2 separate regions of the Homo sapiens genome follow, and region 2 is linked to region 1. A link is an interaction called in ENCODE POLR2A ChIA-PET data of the cell type or tissue named here. Cell type or tissue: OCI-LY7. All regions are shown on one strand. Each heading gives the region's core, and the rest is flanking DNA. Links, peaks and the distances in the headings are about the cores only.

Region 1 (8,080 bases), core at 1,575-5,574:
ATTAGTCCTGCCTGCCTCCGTCCACTCTCTAGATCTATTCACTAAATTCAGTATCATCAGAGGCAGGAGATGATAGGGAGAACAAGCAGGACAAGAGTTCTTAAATACGGAGATGAACAGAGAATTCAAAGACGAACAAACATTTGAGAAAAGCCAACACCGTGAGAGGCCCCAAACTCGGTGTATTACTCAAAGAGTTAGTAGACAAAAAATATTTCAAGGAGACTTTTAATATATTATCTAGGGGATTTTCTTTAACAGAAAAACTTAAGGATATCTAGTCCTCAGTATTGCCAGAAATGCATGCTGCTGAGTCATTCTACACCATTCAGAGCTGGTTACCACTTTTAGAAGCAAGCTAGTATTATAGTGTGATGCTGTAAAAAAAAAAAAAACAGAAAAAAACCCAAAATAACAAAAAATAAACAAAATACAACAAGAAGAGTGATAATTACGAAGGTATTATCTGACAAAAAAGACTTTCATTTCTGAAGCAAATTCTACACATACACTTTGATGATGAAGTTGATGAGCTGACATGGCCTGATCTCTTACACCATTGAAGGAGCTGTCTTCTTTCTTTCCTGTTATGGGTAAGAGCAGTGTCTAGAAGGGATAGGAATGTTTTCATGCACTACCTGTACATGAGTCCTAATGAAACTGCATAGCGGCAAATAAAACTAGAAAGTCAAGCTCAGCTGAATTTAAAAATAGATTATTCAAATAAAAAAATTTAACAAGGATGCTGGGTACAAGGATTAATATATTTAAAAAAATCAATAAATACCAGCAACAAACTGAAAATCAATTATAATAGCAAGACAGCCTAAGGTATGTTGAAATAAATCTAACGAATGATATTTAAAGCCTTTATGGAAACAATAATGGAAACAAAAAATCTTATTGAAAGATGTTGGTTGGACACAGTGGCTCATGCCTATAATCCCAGCACTTTGGGAGGCTGAGGTGGGAGAATCGCAGGAGGCCAGGAGTTCGAGACTAGCCTGGGCAACATAGCGAGGCCCTGTCTCTACAAAATACAAAATAAAAAAAATTAACTGAGCCTGGTTGGTGCATGCCTGTAGTCCCAGCTTCTCGGGAGGCAAAGGTGGGAGGATTGCTTGAGCCCAGGAGTTTGAAGCTGCAGTGAGCCATGATTGTACCACTGCACTTCACTTTTGGTGATAAAGGAAGACCCTGTCTCAAAAAAAGAAAGATGTTGAAGAAAACCTAAATAAATTGATAGATATTCTGTGTTCATAATTTTTAGAGTTTTTGCAATTCTAATAAAAATTCTGCAAAGTTTTCTTATAGAATGTGACAAGCAGGTAGTAAAAATTTAATGGAAGTGCAGAAAGCCAAGAATAGCCGGAGCAATTTTGAAGAACTAGGTGATGGAACTTCCTCTATCAAATATTACAAGATAGGCAAAGAAACTGAATAGACATCCAAAGTCTATCCAAAGAAGATACACAAATGGCCAATAAGCACATAAAAAGATTATCACCATCACTAATCACTAGGGAAATGCAGATCAAAACTACAATGAGGCTAGGCCCAGTGGCTCATTCCTGTAATCCCTCCATTTTGGGAAGCTGAGGCAGGAGGATCACTTGAGGCCAAGAGTTTGAGACCAGCCCGGCCAATATGGCAAAACCCTGTCTCTAGTAAAAATACAAAAATTAGCTGGGCATGGTGGCGTGTGCCTGTAATCCCAGCTACTTGGGTAGCTGAGGCGGGAGAATCGCTTGAACCTGGGAGGTGGAGGTTTCAGGGAGCCGAGATTGTACCACTGCACTCCAGCCTGGATGACAAAGTGAGACCCTGTTTCAAAAACAAACAAACAAACAAACAAACAAAACTGCAATGAGATACCTCCTAGTAGGATGACTACTAGCCAAACCCAGAAAACAGCAAGCATTGGTAAGGATGTGGAGGAATTGGGAATATTGTGCATTGTTGGTGGAAAGGTAAAACGGAAGAGCTGGTGTGGAAAACAATATGACGATTTGTTAAAAAATTAAAAATGGAATTACCATCTGATCCAGCAATTCCACTTCTGGATATACATCTAAAAGAATTGAAGGCAGGAACTCCAACACATACATGTACACCCATGTTCATAGCAGCATTATTCACAATACCTAAATGGTGGAAGCAATCCAACTGTGTATGATGAATAATGAGTAAACCACACGTGATATATCCATACAATGAAGTATTATTCAGCCCTAAAGAAGGAAATTATGACACATGCTACAACGTGGATGAACCTTGCTAAGTTAAACAGTCCAGTCACAAAAGGACAAATTCTATATGATTCTCCTTAAATGAGATACCTATAGCATTGTCAAAGTTGTAGAAACAGAAAGTAGCATAGTGGTTGCCAGGGATTGTGTATTGGGGGGGAAGTTATTGTTTAATGGGTACAGAGTTTCAGTTGGTGAATATGAAAAGCATTCTGGAGATGGGTGGTGGTGATGGTACCATAACAGTGTGAATGTAGTAATGCCACTGAACTGTACACTTAAAAATGGTTACGATGGTGAACTTTATGTTATGCATATTTCACCACAATTTTAAAAAACGCAAATGGATGATAAACATGGCAGTGTTTTGTGGTTACCTGTGGGTAGGTTGGTGCAGAAGGTTGACTTGGTTGGGAGGATGGTCATGGTAATGTTTGTTCTAGTTGGGTAGTATATCCATGGGTATTTAATAGACATGTAAAGCTAAATAGTAAACTTTTATTTTAAAATAGAAAGGGAAAAGGGTGATTTGTATCCCTTGATGATCAGCTCACATTAGCTAAACAGAGGCTGATACATAAAACCAAATGCCAACTTGCTGATTTTCAATGGAAAAATATATAAATATATTAATAAAATACTAATATGTATGTATGCATCTGCACTGATACCTGCCCACCCAAAGTAGCTATTATTTATTGAGAGATGCAGGAAATGTGGAAACCTGGGAGAGAAGGGCCCAAAGGAGCTAACGGGGGACTAGTCTGGAGTGAGAGCAGGAAGCCGGAAGCTTTCATGTACATCTTTCCTATTTTGTTCACTGTCATAAAGGATCTTCTGTGGTGTTTTGGAATTTCTAGTGCTTTTTGTGTAAAGTATTATTTGCCACATAAGCAATATGATGTTATTACCTAAATTGTCACGTGGCATTGCTTTTTATTATATTTTAAAACTTAATATCTTTTATGTTTCACTGTAATAATAAGTAATAATGCTAATGATCTTTCTTTTGTTGTATCTTTGTTGGAGTTTGTGCCTGAGTGTTTCATGAAATGAAAGTGGATATTGGCTAAGATGGTCTTCTGCATTACAGGTTTCTTACAAGACTGAGCATTTGACCTTAGTATGAGCTTGCTTTTATGGAACTGAAAACTAACGTTCCAGTAAAAGAAGCTTTTAGGTCCTTTACTAAAATCATAGGTTTGTCTTGTTTCTTTTAAGCATTCTCCCCCACTTCCTCATTTCCATGTGGTGTTGTCTTTTGTGACTTATTTCTGTCACTGGGGAGGTGGGGGTGAAGGGTGGAGGTGAAGGGTAGGGGTGGAAAGCACAGGGCCCTGAGGGCTGACAGACCTGAATTGAAAGTGAATTCTGGCATGCAGGCAAATTATTTCACTTTTGAGTGTGAACTTTGTTATGTGTAATCAAATTTACCTTTTAATATATTGCAAAGATTCAGTAAGCACGTATAAAGCAACTAGTAGGAGCTCTGCAAGTGTTAGTTCTCATTTCTTCTTTTCTATGAATTTTGAACTGAAGAATTATTAGAACAAAAATAGAAGAAAAGAGCCTTACTAGTGAACCAGTGAATTATTTGATGTGATTTGGTGTACTAAGAAATATTTTTTTCCCAAATTCAGAATTATGTGTAAAAATTTTGATATCTAGTTACCATAGTCTTTTTATAATTCAGTTCTTTCATTTACATATTGAAAACATGTATTAATTCATTTGTAATCTGGAGGATTTTTATTTGTCTAATATCATGGGGAATTTCTGCCTACAAATTTTAATGCAATGGAGATGTTAATTCAATGAACTGGCAATGTTGGTGTTTTTATTTTAGCTTACCCCAAGCACTTTCTTTTTGTCCAGCTTTAACAGCTTGAGCATCTTATAGTTTTAATTTTTTCATCTTGTATAGACCACATTAAGTATATTTGTGTATAAAATAGACTGCATAGCATATTAATATTAAAAAACATTTCACTGTTTTACTATAGACCTTAACAAAGCTTTTCACAAAGCCGTTTTCTCTGACGTGAGACCAAAGCTTTTTCGTGTATGCTCTTAATGATTACTTGGGAGCAAAGGGAGAAATGTTTGACACTCTCTAGAGATGCTTATTTGTAGTTTTTTCATGGCTTAAAATAAAATAATTAATACCTGCTTTTATTTTCTGTTCTTTATTAGTACTTCTACCGATCTTCCCCTGATGACTGTGTATATGTTTGGTGCAATCTTGATGCCATGCTGAGCAAACCTTATTTTAATGTTACTGAGAGACCCTTTTTGTTAAGTGAAAACAATAGCTTGATATTTATTTTAAATGTTCTGTGAATGTAGAAGTTTTCCCAGGCTTCCTAATGGGTAGAGACATAGTGTATGAAGTGGTTTTTACATCCCTTACAGGAGGGCAAGATGTCCAGGCAAAACCTTGTTTAAATGTTCATCACCATAGAAACATGACAGCTTCTCCATAGAGCTTTTGTAAGTACATTGTAATTTTCACTTCATTGATGTGAATTAAATGTATAATTGACCAGCACAAAAATTCCAAGAAGCAATTATATCATAACCATTTGAGTGTAGTAGACTATCCATTTAGTTCCCATTTAAATCTAAAAGAAATCTGTGTGTCTACAAGTGTTTAGTCTTTACTAATCTATTTCATCGAATTTAACCTTTTATAATATTGAGGTTGTTGTAATTTCAAAAAATGCTGGTATGAAATAACGTGATTAATTCTATAGCTTACTCAAAACAACTCATGTTTCATTGGCAGAAAAGTACTTAATTTCAGTGGTGTTTCTAATATACTGACTGCTTATTATACTGCAATTTTAATCAGAAGGAAGGAGTTTCGCTAAAGTAATTTAAACTTAACGGGTTTTTTTGTGGGGGATGGCAGGATAAGTGTTCATACTGGGAAATAAAAATATTGTGAAGTTCATGAAATCCTGGTGATATATGACATAATCTAAGCATTCAAAACTAGGTGAAGGAAGTACAGTTATTGATTAATAAATAGAAGTTCTTATAGTCCTGTGATCTTGTATTCAGGAGACTTTTTTCACTAGAGGAACAATGAAGACCTTCTTCCTTGTTTACAGTGTTTTGCCACTTTGTTGTTTGAAGCGCATTTTAATAAGTTATTCTGACATCTGGTACATCTTTTAGCTCAGTATATGCAAGAATGGAGTTGATAGGAAGCTTCCCCTCGGGGCTTTCTAGCTCCTGATTCTGACCCTTAATGGAAAAATGAGCAGTCGGCATATTTTTTGCTTATATGCTGTGCTGCTGGTGATTAATGGTGGTGATAAAAGTGCTCACAATGCTTTTCATTACTTTGTAGTCAGAATGGCATCCAAAAGTCTAACAATCTCACACATGGCATGCCATAAAGGCTGTGTTCTTGAAGCTTGGTAATATTTTTATGATCTCAAGAAAGATAGTGATAACAGCTTATAGATTTTGAGTACTTGTATATTTACTAGTGGAAGCTGAATTAACAAATGAAATTTCTGACTATAGTCTCATCATCTCTCTTCTCTCTAGCTCAAAGTTTTTGAAGGTAAAAAATTTGCCACCTTGCATTTAATGAACATATTTATCTTTTTAAAAGGTTTATGTAAAGCTCACGCATGTGGTATTTAATTGATTTTAAGTTGGACAGGTTTTGTCTCATTTAATCACAGAAAGAAAATAAAATTAACAAAAGGGAAAACTTAACTATCCTAGCCTCCCAGTGGATTAAGTCAGAATAACAGCTCTTTCTTACTATATCAGTTATCTTAATATTTCATAGGACAAGCATAATCATATTAAATAATTTTGATGGCTTGTACCGTGGCAGCCTTTTCTATTAGTATTGTTGATTTACTCTTGTAATGTAGATCGATAACTAGAAATGAGCAGATTTCTTTTTGTGAGTTATTTACTGACTTTCAAAAGAAATATTGACTAATTTGAAATAACTTTTTGAACAATTTATATGATTGACTACAGAGAGTTCTTTTGGCTAAATGTTTCTGAATGGACTGCTTAAACATGTGAGTATGTATTTCAGACAGTTCTTGTTATTATTTGTGTACCTATAATAGAAAAATCATCGTCTTGGATGGGTATGGTGGCAGTAGGAAAAGAAGGGATGAATTTGAGTTGTAATTACACAGTAGAATCAGAAGCACTTGGTGTTTGACTGGACCGAGGCTCAGGGTGTATGGTGGGGGTAGGGTATGGGGTTCAGCAGGAAAGGTAGGTGACAAGGGTGTTTCCAAAGTATCTGGCATAAACAACAAAGTGGGTAATGATGTCATGTTTTCAGGTATGTGATATTGAAGGAGGAGCAGAGATAGAGAATAAAATGATGAGTTTGGTCTTAGAATTAAGTTTAAGGTACTGGTGAGATGTCTAATGAAAGACGGCAGTTGGTGTATATGGTTCTTGGCCACAGCAGTAAGATTTGGACTAAAGATATAAACTTCAGAGTTGTTGGCTATTGGAAGAGGCAAGATCACTTAGGTAAAAACTGAGCAGTATATCTGTGAACCGTCTTCATCAGAATCAACTGAGTCACCACTTTGTGGTTGATGCTCAGGAACTGGCAGGCCCCTTGGTAATTATGATGCAGGTTGACATTTGAGAAGCACTGATATGACATGTGAGAAGATGAACATCTGAGATTGGGCCACAGGAGAAAAGGGATTCAAGGTATTTTCTTTTATAGAACGAAAGAATTAGAAATGGAAACAGTAGCTAAGGTGTAGAGGAGGGAAGGTGAGGGACTCACAGACCCCACTCAGCTGTGTCCTACTGAGGTAGAGGAAAGTCAATTGTAGTTGGAAGGAAGTAGAGGATGAGATTATAGATAAAAAAGAAAGGAAAACATTTTAAAAAATGTTGTGAAAGGCCAGGCGTGGTGACTGATGCCTGTAATCCCAGCACTTTGGGAGGCTGAGGTGGGCAGATCATGAGGTCAGGAGATCGAGACCATCCTGGTTAACACCGTGAAACCCCATCTCTACTAAAAATACAGAGATAATATTAGCTGGGCGTGGTGGCTGGCGCCTGTAGTCCCAACTACTCAGGAGGCTGAGGCGGGAGAGTGGCGTGAACCCAGGAAGCGGAGCTTGCGGTGAGCCGAGATCGTGCCACTGCGCTCCAGCCTGGGCGACAGGCGAGATTCCATCTCAAAACCAAAAAAAAAAAAAAAAGTTGTGAAAATTGCTAAAGTCAGCCAGAGATCAGTATAAAGATTGCCAAGTAGCATTGAAGGCCCACTTTGGAATGTCGTAGTAAAACTTTCTCATGATTGTATAATACAAAGTTTTTTTGACAGGGCTGGGAATCAAGGAGTAGGCGCCAGGGGATTGTTGAAGCTGGCCTGGTGGAAGCCAAAGGTTCAGGGAGCTCCAGAATATTGTTGATACTGGCTCATCATCAAAATTCACTAGTGAACCATGGGGTTGAGGCCAGGGAAGAGAAGACTGGTTGGAAGGATTAGGAGGGAACAAGGGAGTGAAGGTTCTGAGGATGTGGAGGCAGAGCTAGGCTAGGGCACTGAGGGGACAAGAAAAGACAGGAAATTGTGGACTAAGAGGGCAGTTTCAAAGTTGGAGTTCTTAGAGGTGATCCTGAGAGATGGTGGAATAGGATCAATGCATGTGTGGGTGGCTACTGTAGAATGGGAATGAATCTCACTGGAATTGAGGTGATGAGCTAGGATGTTACTTACGAGGGCAGGGGATGTGATAAGAAGTACTTGTGAACCAGGTGCTCATATCATGGAGAAAGATGGGACTGCTTCTTATAGGTTTGTAGATGGTCGG
Region 2 (8,080 bases), core at 2,628-6,627, 230 kb before region 1:
TGTGCCAGGGGCAAGTCCCATCTCAAACTCGTGCTTAGGTCCCTCCGGCCAGTTACACAGCATCTTCATGCCTGTTTCCTGAAGAAAGCCTTGACAGTTTACATTGAAACGGAACTGCATGAGTCCCCGAAGACCACATGGCTTCAGCAGGACAGGACTAATGTGCCTGGGCCCCTCTGCAGCCAAGTCCTCTCTGTTGGCCCTGGGCTTCAGTTTTGGAAATGCAAGATCTGCCCCCTGCTTCAGCCACCCAGTGCCCTTCCAGGCAACTGCTCCATTTCACATGGAAAAAAAGCAATATCTAAATGATAAATAAATGCATGATACCTGCCTCGCATCTTGTGAATATGTGAATGTACAGGTTTTTTCCCCAGTCCTCACGGGTTCCCAGTTGTGTGTGTAAGTCCAGATGTAAACAGACACAGACTACAACGGCGTTTTCTTTTGTGATGGTTTGTAGAAATCACCATCTCCTTCCCAAGTAGTGGAAGGAAGGGCAGCTGCAGGCACTCTTCAGTTCCTTAACAGGAGGCCTGTAGAAAGCAGGCTCCCGCGCTGGGCAGGGAGGAGCTGTGGTGGGGGCCAGCTGATTAGGGTGCACCAGGCCCTCTCTGCCTGTCTTGAGAAACCAAGAGCTCCAGGGAGAACTCTCCAGGGCTGAGTTCTGCCCCTGGGGCCGCTGGAGAGAAAACTCACCTGGAGACTCAGGTTTGGTAGCACTACTAGGATCAGACCTTTGATCTCTCTTTGTGGCCCTTCCCAAGACCCAAGCCCAGCTCCAGACTGCCCCAAAGCCAGCTGGGCTGGATCAATACAGATACTGGGAACAGGAAGAGACCCAGCAGGCTCCGCCTCACACATTGTAAACCACACAAAGATCCACACTTCCCAGATAGCTCCCTCTCTCCCCCACACCTGCCTCTCTCCATGCAGCTTTACAGAGAACCTCCTTTTTATATTAACATATTCTTAAATATAAGCAGAACATCTGATCATTTTAAGGCCCTATAGCTCCTTAGAGTCCATTTGGTCCAACCCCTGCTTCTGTAGACAAAGAAACAAATCCATCGAGATAAGGAGCTTCAGATTCCTGAAATGGCACCTCAGCCAGAGGGGCGGTCCGGACAGGACGCAGGGCTGCTAGGCTAGGCCTCCTCGGACAGCCTTGCACAGCCCCACAGGTGGTACAGACACCTGAAGGACCTGCACACGTGTTGTCCTGTCTGTGTTTTCAGGGAGGTGTCCTCAGCAGGTCTCAGGCAGAATAGAAACATGAGACAGGGTGTGAAGGGGTTTTGGACCATGGTTATTACAGAACAAAAAGGGGTGAAATTAATTCCTCTAGGAGTTAAAAAAAAAAGCCAGAAAACACCCACTGTGATTTTGTTGAAGGAGATGGCTGATGTCATGAGTCTAGACTACACACCCCATCACCAACTAAAATCACCCTGGCAGTGTGTATTTTTGGTTGGAGAGAGGAACAGCATCTTCTCCAAGGTCCATCCTGGGAGATTTCTTCTGCAGCCACTCCCTTCCCCCAGCTCCCTAAATCATTGACCTCAGGACCAAGCAATCTGCCCCCAGCAGATGGGGGTGATGAGAAGAGAAAGGCAAGTCAGCCTTGGTGCCAAACCCCTGGAGGAGGAGGCCAAGGCTGTGTTCTCTACCCTGGGGAGGCAGAGTCACAGCTAGGGCTTCCTGCCTGGGACAGGTGGCTAAGAATCTCTGGTCTCCTTTACAATCCTTCCCTCCCCAAAAAGAAACAGATGGGATGGGGACTCAGGGCTAGGTGTACCTGAAAGCTTTGAGGGCAGCAGGGTGGGAACAGTGTGGCCTCTGCAATCAGACCTGGTCCCACTCCCAGCTCTAAGGCCAAACTGTCTGCTGGGAACAAGGATCCCAAACTCTCTGAACTTGTACTCTAGAAAATGGAGATGATAGCCCGGGCACGGTCGCTCATGCCTGTAATCCCAGCACTTTGGGAGGCTGAAGTGGGTGGATCACCTGAGGTCGGGAGTTCGAGACCAGCCTGACCAACATGGTGAAACCCCATCTCTACTAAAAACACAAAAATTAGCCTGGCCTGGTGGCACATGCCTGTAATCTCAGCTATTGGGGAGGCTGAGGCAGAAGAATCGCTTGAACCTGGGAGATGGAGGTTGCAGTGAGCCATGATCATGGCATTGCACTCCAGCCCGGGCAACAAGAACAAAACTCCATCTCAAAAAAAAAAAAAAAAAGTGGGGGGCGCCTGGCGCGGTGGCTGACTCCTGTAATCCCAGCACTTTGGGAGGCCGAGGCGCGCGGATCAGGAGGTCAGGCGATCAAGACCATCCTCGCTAACACGGTGAAACCCCGTCTCTACCAAAAATACAAAAAAAAAAAAGAAAGAAAAGAAAATGGAGATACGGAGATGATAAAAATCTTCCTTCTAGTGTCATAGTGAAGATTACGGATGAGAATTGCAGAAAGCTCATAGCACATAGTAGGTGTTCAAGAAATGCGCGTGTTTCCCTCTCTCCAGTGAGAGGTAGAACTGCATTTGTGTCACCACAAAGACATCTAAAGGCACGACAAACTCCATGTGAATGCCTGGGATTTCTTTTTACCAGTGGTCGGCTCTGCAAAGCCAGATCACATTTACTCCAAGTTGCAGTTACTCATCCATTGCCATCCTCCTAACCTTCCAACCAGTCCTGTGCATCTGGGAACTACCCTGTGTTATAATGAAAACGATACCACTCATGGCAACAGAGTCACTGTCATCAACTCTCGCCTAGGTCAAAAGCCTTTTGAGGAGAAGTGGCAAGGTCTCTATATTTGCCTTTTTAAAAATCCCTCTTGTAGCAACCTGGCGTGCTAATTTTGAAGTTTACCTGGCACTGAGTTTCTCTTTGGCTCTCTCCCCTCTCCACAGCCCCTTCCGGTCCTTTATTCACCTCTCACCTGCATAGCAAGCCCTGGAACCTGGAACTCCCTCCCAGTTCTCACGCTTGCTGGGGAAGATAACTGGGTCTAATGGCGCTATTGACAAAGCCTGGTGTTGATGCCGCTTGACTTCCCGACCCCTGTGTGGATTCTTTCAGCTTCAAAAACGCCCTTGGAAGTGGTTTTACTGTAAATATTTGAAGTGTGCGTGTGGGGGAGGGGTGAGACCTGGATGCTCACTCCGTGCCTCGCTCACTCACGGGAAGCCCTTTCCTCTCCACTTCCCAGGAGGCCCCGGCAGCACGAGAGACATAGCCTTTCCCCGCTCCTGCCCGGGGACTGGCCGGGGGTCGCAGCGGCAGGGCTTCCGAAGGATGCCGGGCCCCACGGGTTTTTCAGGGCCGAGGTGTGTGGGCCTTGACTCCCGCAAGCCCATGGGCATCCCTCGGCAGCGAGGAAGAGCCTTGTCACCGAGGACCCGCTCCACTGAGCAGGCACGTGGGCGACGTCTGCAAGCCGACTTGGGTTCTGCAGGCCAGAGCGCCCAGATCTACCGTCTCCGCCTTGACTGGGGCAGGGGCTCCCAGAGAGGATTCGTGGAGGCCAAACTCACACTCACATGCGCGTTTACACCCCCACACCCCCGCACACACACCTGAAAATGCGGGGCCTTCCCATAGCAGATAAGGTTCGACCTGCAGAGCTTTGGCCACGGGGACAAAACCCTCCCCTGCTGCGCCCTGGAGGCCCGAGAGCAGGGAGGGCTTGGGAAACACCACGGTCTTCAGTGCGCTGCCGTCGCCTCGCAGAGCGGCCAGGTCTGCGCAGCGTGGGCGCTCAGGAGCGTGGAACCACCGCGCTCCGCAAGGCAGACGTGGACCCACTCCAGCGCCGACAAGGAGGCCGGAGAGGACGCGCGCAGCTGGCTCCAGGGACCAACCAAGTCCGGAGGGGCCCACGTGTCTCGGGAGCGGGTCTTGGGCCGCCGCGGGGCTCTCCAGGGGCCCGGGGGTTGCCAGTGCCCGCCGTCCGGCTCCGCACCCAGGGGAGGGCGGGCAGAGGCCCCAGGTTGAGCCTCGGAGTATCCACTCCCCGTTGGTGTCCCCGCCCGCCAGCGCCGCGCAACAGCCCGGGCTGCTTAGGACCTCGCGGCGCGGGGGCGGGGCGGCGGGCGGCCGGGACGGTGACAGGTGCGCCCCTCGGCCAATGGCGGAGCCCGCGGCCCTCCCCGGGCCCCCGCTGCGCGCGCCAATCGGAAGCCGCGCTGAGCTTCAAGTGCGCGGAGGGGCGCGGGTCCCCACCACGGCGGCAGCGGCCTCCGCGCGGTCGCCTGAGGGCTGCAGCGCAAAGAACCGGGCTCCCGGGCCCGGACGCGGGGAAGCACTCGCGTGGGAGTTTGTGCGAGCGCGGCCCGGGGCGGGGCCCGCACGGAGGAGGCGCCGGGACCATGGTCACCCTCGGCTGAGTTTCCGGCGGCGACTTTGATTATTGGCAAATAACCACCATAACAATACCGAGCCCCCGGGCTTGCACCGCACGCACTGACTCCGCGAGCCCGCACACGGCCGCGTCGCCCGCCACCGGGCCCTGAGCGCCAGCCCCAAACGAGCCGATGGAAAAATCCAAAAATTTCCGCATCGACGCCCTGCTGGCGGTGGACCCCCCACGAGCCGCCTCTGCGCAGAGCGCGCCGCTGGCCTTGGTCACGTCGCTCGCCGCCGCCGCATCTGGCACCGGAGGTGGCGGCGGCGGCGGCGGGGCGAGCGGCGGGACTAGCGGCAGCTGCAGCCCCGCGTCCTCGGAGCCGCCGGCTGCGCCCGCCGACCGCCTGCGCGCCGAGAGCCCGTCGCCGCCGCGCCTGCTGGCCGCGCACTGCGCGCTGCTGCCCAAGCCGGGCTTCCTGGGCGCGGGCGGCGGCGGCGGCGGCACGGGCGGCGGGCACGGGGGGCCCCACCACCACGCGCATCCGGGCGCAGCGGCCGCTGCCGCCGCCGCCGCCGCCGCCGCCGCCGCTGGGGGCCTGGCGCTGGGGCTGCACCCTGGGGGCGCGCAGGGCGGCGCGGGCCTCCCGGCGCAGGCGGCGCTCTACGGCCACCCGGTCTACGGCTACTCCGCGGCGGCGGCGGCGGCTGCGCTGGCGGGCCAGCACCCGGCGCTCTCCTACTCGTACCCGCAGGTGCAAGGCGCGCACCCCGCGCACCCCGCCGACCCCATCAAGCTGGGCGCCGGCACCTTCCAGCTGGACCAGTGGCTGCGCGCGTCCACCGCGGGCATGATCCTGCCTAAGATGCCCGACTTCAACTGTGAGTACCCTGCGGCCCCCGTGGATGCGCGTGGCGGGAGGGCCTCGCGCATCCTCCACCGGCACCGCCTGCCCCTCTCTGCGCTTGGCTCCCAGCGAGCGGGGGAAGAGCTGCGAAGCCGCCTCGGCTCTGCCCGGGGCCTGCGAGGACTCGCCCGGACCCCCAGGCATGAGACGGGCAGCGAATTATTAAAATGGCCATGCGCAGGCCTTGCCTTCTCTTCCTCTCTTAACGGGAAGGGGCAGTTGGAGGTGTGAGACTGAGATCTAATGATTAACCCGAAGGCTGCAGGAGAAGGAAGTCGCCGGGGGAAGGCGAGCCGAGAGCGCCCTGAATTAGGCAGGCCCGGGAATGGGGGTCAGGGCTTATCACCGGGGAAAGGAACTTGGGCCAGGTCCCCCACTGGGGCGTTAGAGAGACCCGCGGCCCCTCCAGGGAGAGGGAGTGCTTCAGGAGCAGCAAACAAGAGAAATGGGCTTCGGAGGCCCGGGGAGGCAAGGCCAAGGCCCAGGGAACCCCCGGCTCTTACCAGGGCGCTGCCCTCCTCTGGAAGGGCGTTGGATCCGGGGTGCGATGGCCGAGGCAGGTGGCCTGGCTTGAACCAGCTATGGGGGGACTCTCAACAGTAGGTGCCTGCCCTGGAATCCTGGGCGCCCAACAAGGTAACGAATGCCCCTCCAAGGTGGGGCCGAGGGAGCCCCTGTTCTCCCCACCCCAGAGCCGCTGGGCTTCGGGCAGCTTCCTCTCCATCCGGGCGGGACACCTCGCCAGAGGCCTGGGCCCCTCAGGCTTTCCTGGCACACGCGGACTCTCCGGGCTGGGGCTCCGGGGCTCTGGCTCTCTGGGGCTCTGGCTCTCCCCGCTCGCCCCATCGGGGTCAGCTACTTATGAGTCGGGCCGAGCAGATGTATATGGCTCAACGCTTTCAGCCGCCGAACACCCAAACAAAGAGACCCCATTGTTTCTGTCTGAGTGGATTTGTTTAGACTGGGGAGATGCAGGCAGAGCAGGGGAAAAGCAAAAAAGAAAACAGAAATAAACACTCCAGAATTCAGATTCCTTTGCTGGAAGCTGTGGTTGTGACTAAACAGAGAAAATCTAGGACCCCAGAGGCTGGAGAAGTCACAAGAGGGTGAGAAGAATCCCTGCAGAAGGCTGTTTGCCCACAGCCGCCCCAGGCTTTCCTAGCTCAGCTCCAAGAAGGCCCCAGTGGTCACCCATCCCTCACCTGGGAGAGTCAGCCCTACTGACTGGCTGGAAGAGGGAAAGCTGCCCCTCACCTCAGACACGTCTGCGTCTGCGAATCCCCTGCCAGCCTGGGCTTAAACCCAGGGTGCCGACCCAGGGCCCATCCCTTCTGATAGAAAGCCACCAATATGACCTGCATTTCCCAGAGCCAAGGACGCTAAGTTGCCCACGGAGGGGGCTGGCCAGCCCCGGGGGCCCGTGGTCCTAGGCCTCCTAGGGGTGCTTTCTGGAGCTTCGTGGAGCCCAGGGTCACTCAGAAAATTTATTAAAGTGAGACACCTTGCCTATTTCTGATTCCAAATGTTGACCTAGAGTTGGCCAAATTTTAAACACAACCAGTCTTAAGTTCAGAAGAGGTATCTGCACCTGGCAATCCAAAAGGGCAGGCATAACCGTGCCAAAGACGGCGGAATGTGTTCTGAGAAGTCCTCCTCGCTGGTCCGGGGAAAACCTGTTTGGTTTCTTTAATTGGTTGTCTCTGCCTGTTGGATGGCATTTCCCAAATGGTCCCTCCGGAGCCAGTGGTTTAATTAAAGTTCTAATGTATTGTCAAGTTGGGAATTCGGGGCCTTGTTTGACTAAAGCAGGGGGCGTGGGCCATCCTCTAAAGCAAACTGCCCATCCCGGGGGACCTGAGCTCATCCAGGCCTGGGGCTGGCCTCCTTTCTTTCCTTTGCTTTCTTTCTTTTATTGTCCAACACTTGTCAGGCTCCTGGGAAATCAAGGGAAGTCTCGTTTTGAGGTCATAAAATTCTCTGTGATGTAACCGTGCGAAATTATGTAAATAAAGCCGGGCAGGCCTCCTTGAACACACAGAGAACCGGATCCTGCCTGCGCCTCTGCCTGTAATTTGCGTAATGAGAATTGTCCTGAAAAGGCTTCTAGTCTCCTCAGGCCTTGCCCCTGCCGCCCGCACCCTGAGGAGGGGGCATGCCAAGGAAAACATTTGGAAGGTGGGAGGGTCCCTGGTGAATACACAGACTTGGACCCTGGGTTTGGTCCTGTTCCACCTGTCCTCTCTCCCTTCCCTTCCTCCCTTCCTTCCTTCCTTCCTTCCTTCTTTCCTTCTTTCCTTCCTCCCTCCCTCTTTCCCTCTCTCCCTTCCTTCCTTCCTCTTTTTCTCCTCCTCCTCCTCCTTTTCTGTCTTAAGGAGGCAGTGCAGGGAGACCTGGAACAGCAGGACCAGCTCTTCCCAGACCTGTTTGGATCTGAGCCTGAATCTCTAGGAAGGCGCAGTGAGGAGAGGGGGAGAGATTTGGTTCTCATCACTCACTGCTCCTTTATTTTATTATTTTATTATTTTTTATTTATTGAGAGATGGGGTCTTGCTGTGTCACCCAGGGTACAGTGCAGGGGTGCAGTCTCGCTCACTGCAGCCTTCAACTCCTGGGCTTCCCGGAACCTCCCTTCCTGGCCCCCGACTGGCCTCAGTTCTCCTCTTGCCTCTGGGTCAATCCACTGCTACCAAAGCCGGCTCCTGTGGAGAGGAAGCCTCCTGCGATGGGCCCTGTTTAACAGGGACACTCAGACGTCTCCTAGACAAAAAAAAAAAAAAAAATTGGTCTCATTAACTCCAAACTATCCATTTCCACTTGGTGGTC

The links. Peaks named below come from ENCODE experiments on the same cell type or tissue, not always from the same donor. Only the 100,000 strongest peaks of a DNase experiment are listed, where the experiment ranks them.
Region 2: POLR2A ChIA-PET joins it to region 1 with 9 read pairs; 1 of 35 experiments calls an interaction of 5 or more read pairs at or near these places.

The regions. Positions count from the first base shown.
Region 1 is chr7:156,776,314-156,784,393 of GRCh38, reverse strand. All of the region lies in intron 5 of LMBR1 (limb development membrane protein 1), which reads left to right. Among named protein-coding and RNA genes, the nearest start is that of LMBR1, 110 kb to the left of the region's middle. RefSeq lists an enhancer at 191-240. In OCI-LY7, for the core only: no CTCF peak of the experiment used is centred there; a DNase peak (open chromatin) is centred at 3,483; H3K27ac peaks cover 670 bases.
Region 2 is chr7:157,006,811-157,014,890 of GRCh38, reverse strand. MNX1 (motor neuron and pancreas homeobox 1) reads left to right here and starts at 4,228. Exons shown (of 3, transcript NM_005515.4): 1 at 4,228-5,231. The coding sequence starts at 4,541. MNX1-AS1 (MNX1 antisense RNA 1 (head to head)) reads right to left here and starts at 4,034. Exons shown (of 2, transcript NR_038835.1): 1 at 3,584-4,034. It overlaps MNX1-AS2 (MNX1 antisense RNA 2), which reads right to left. Exons shown (of 2, transcript NR_147077.1): 2 at 7,771-8,014. RefSeq lists silencers at 3,817-4,426, 4,937-5,006, 5,017-5,066. In OCI-LY7, for the core only: no CTCF peak of the experiment used is centred there; DNase peaks (open chromatin) are centred at 3,440 and 4,140; H3K4me3 peaks cover 1,826 bases.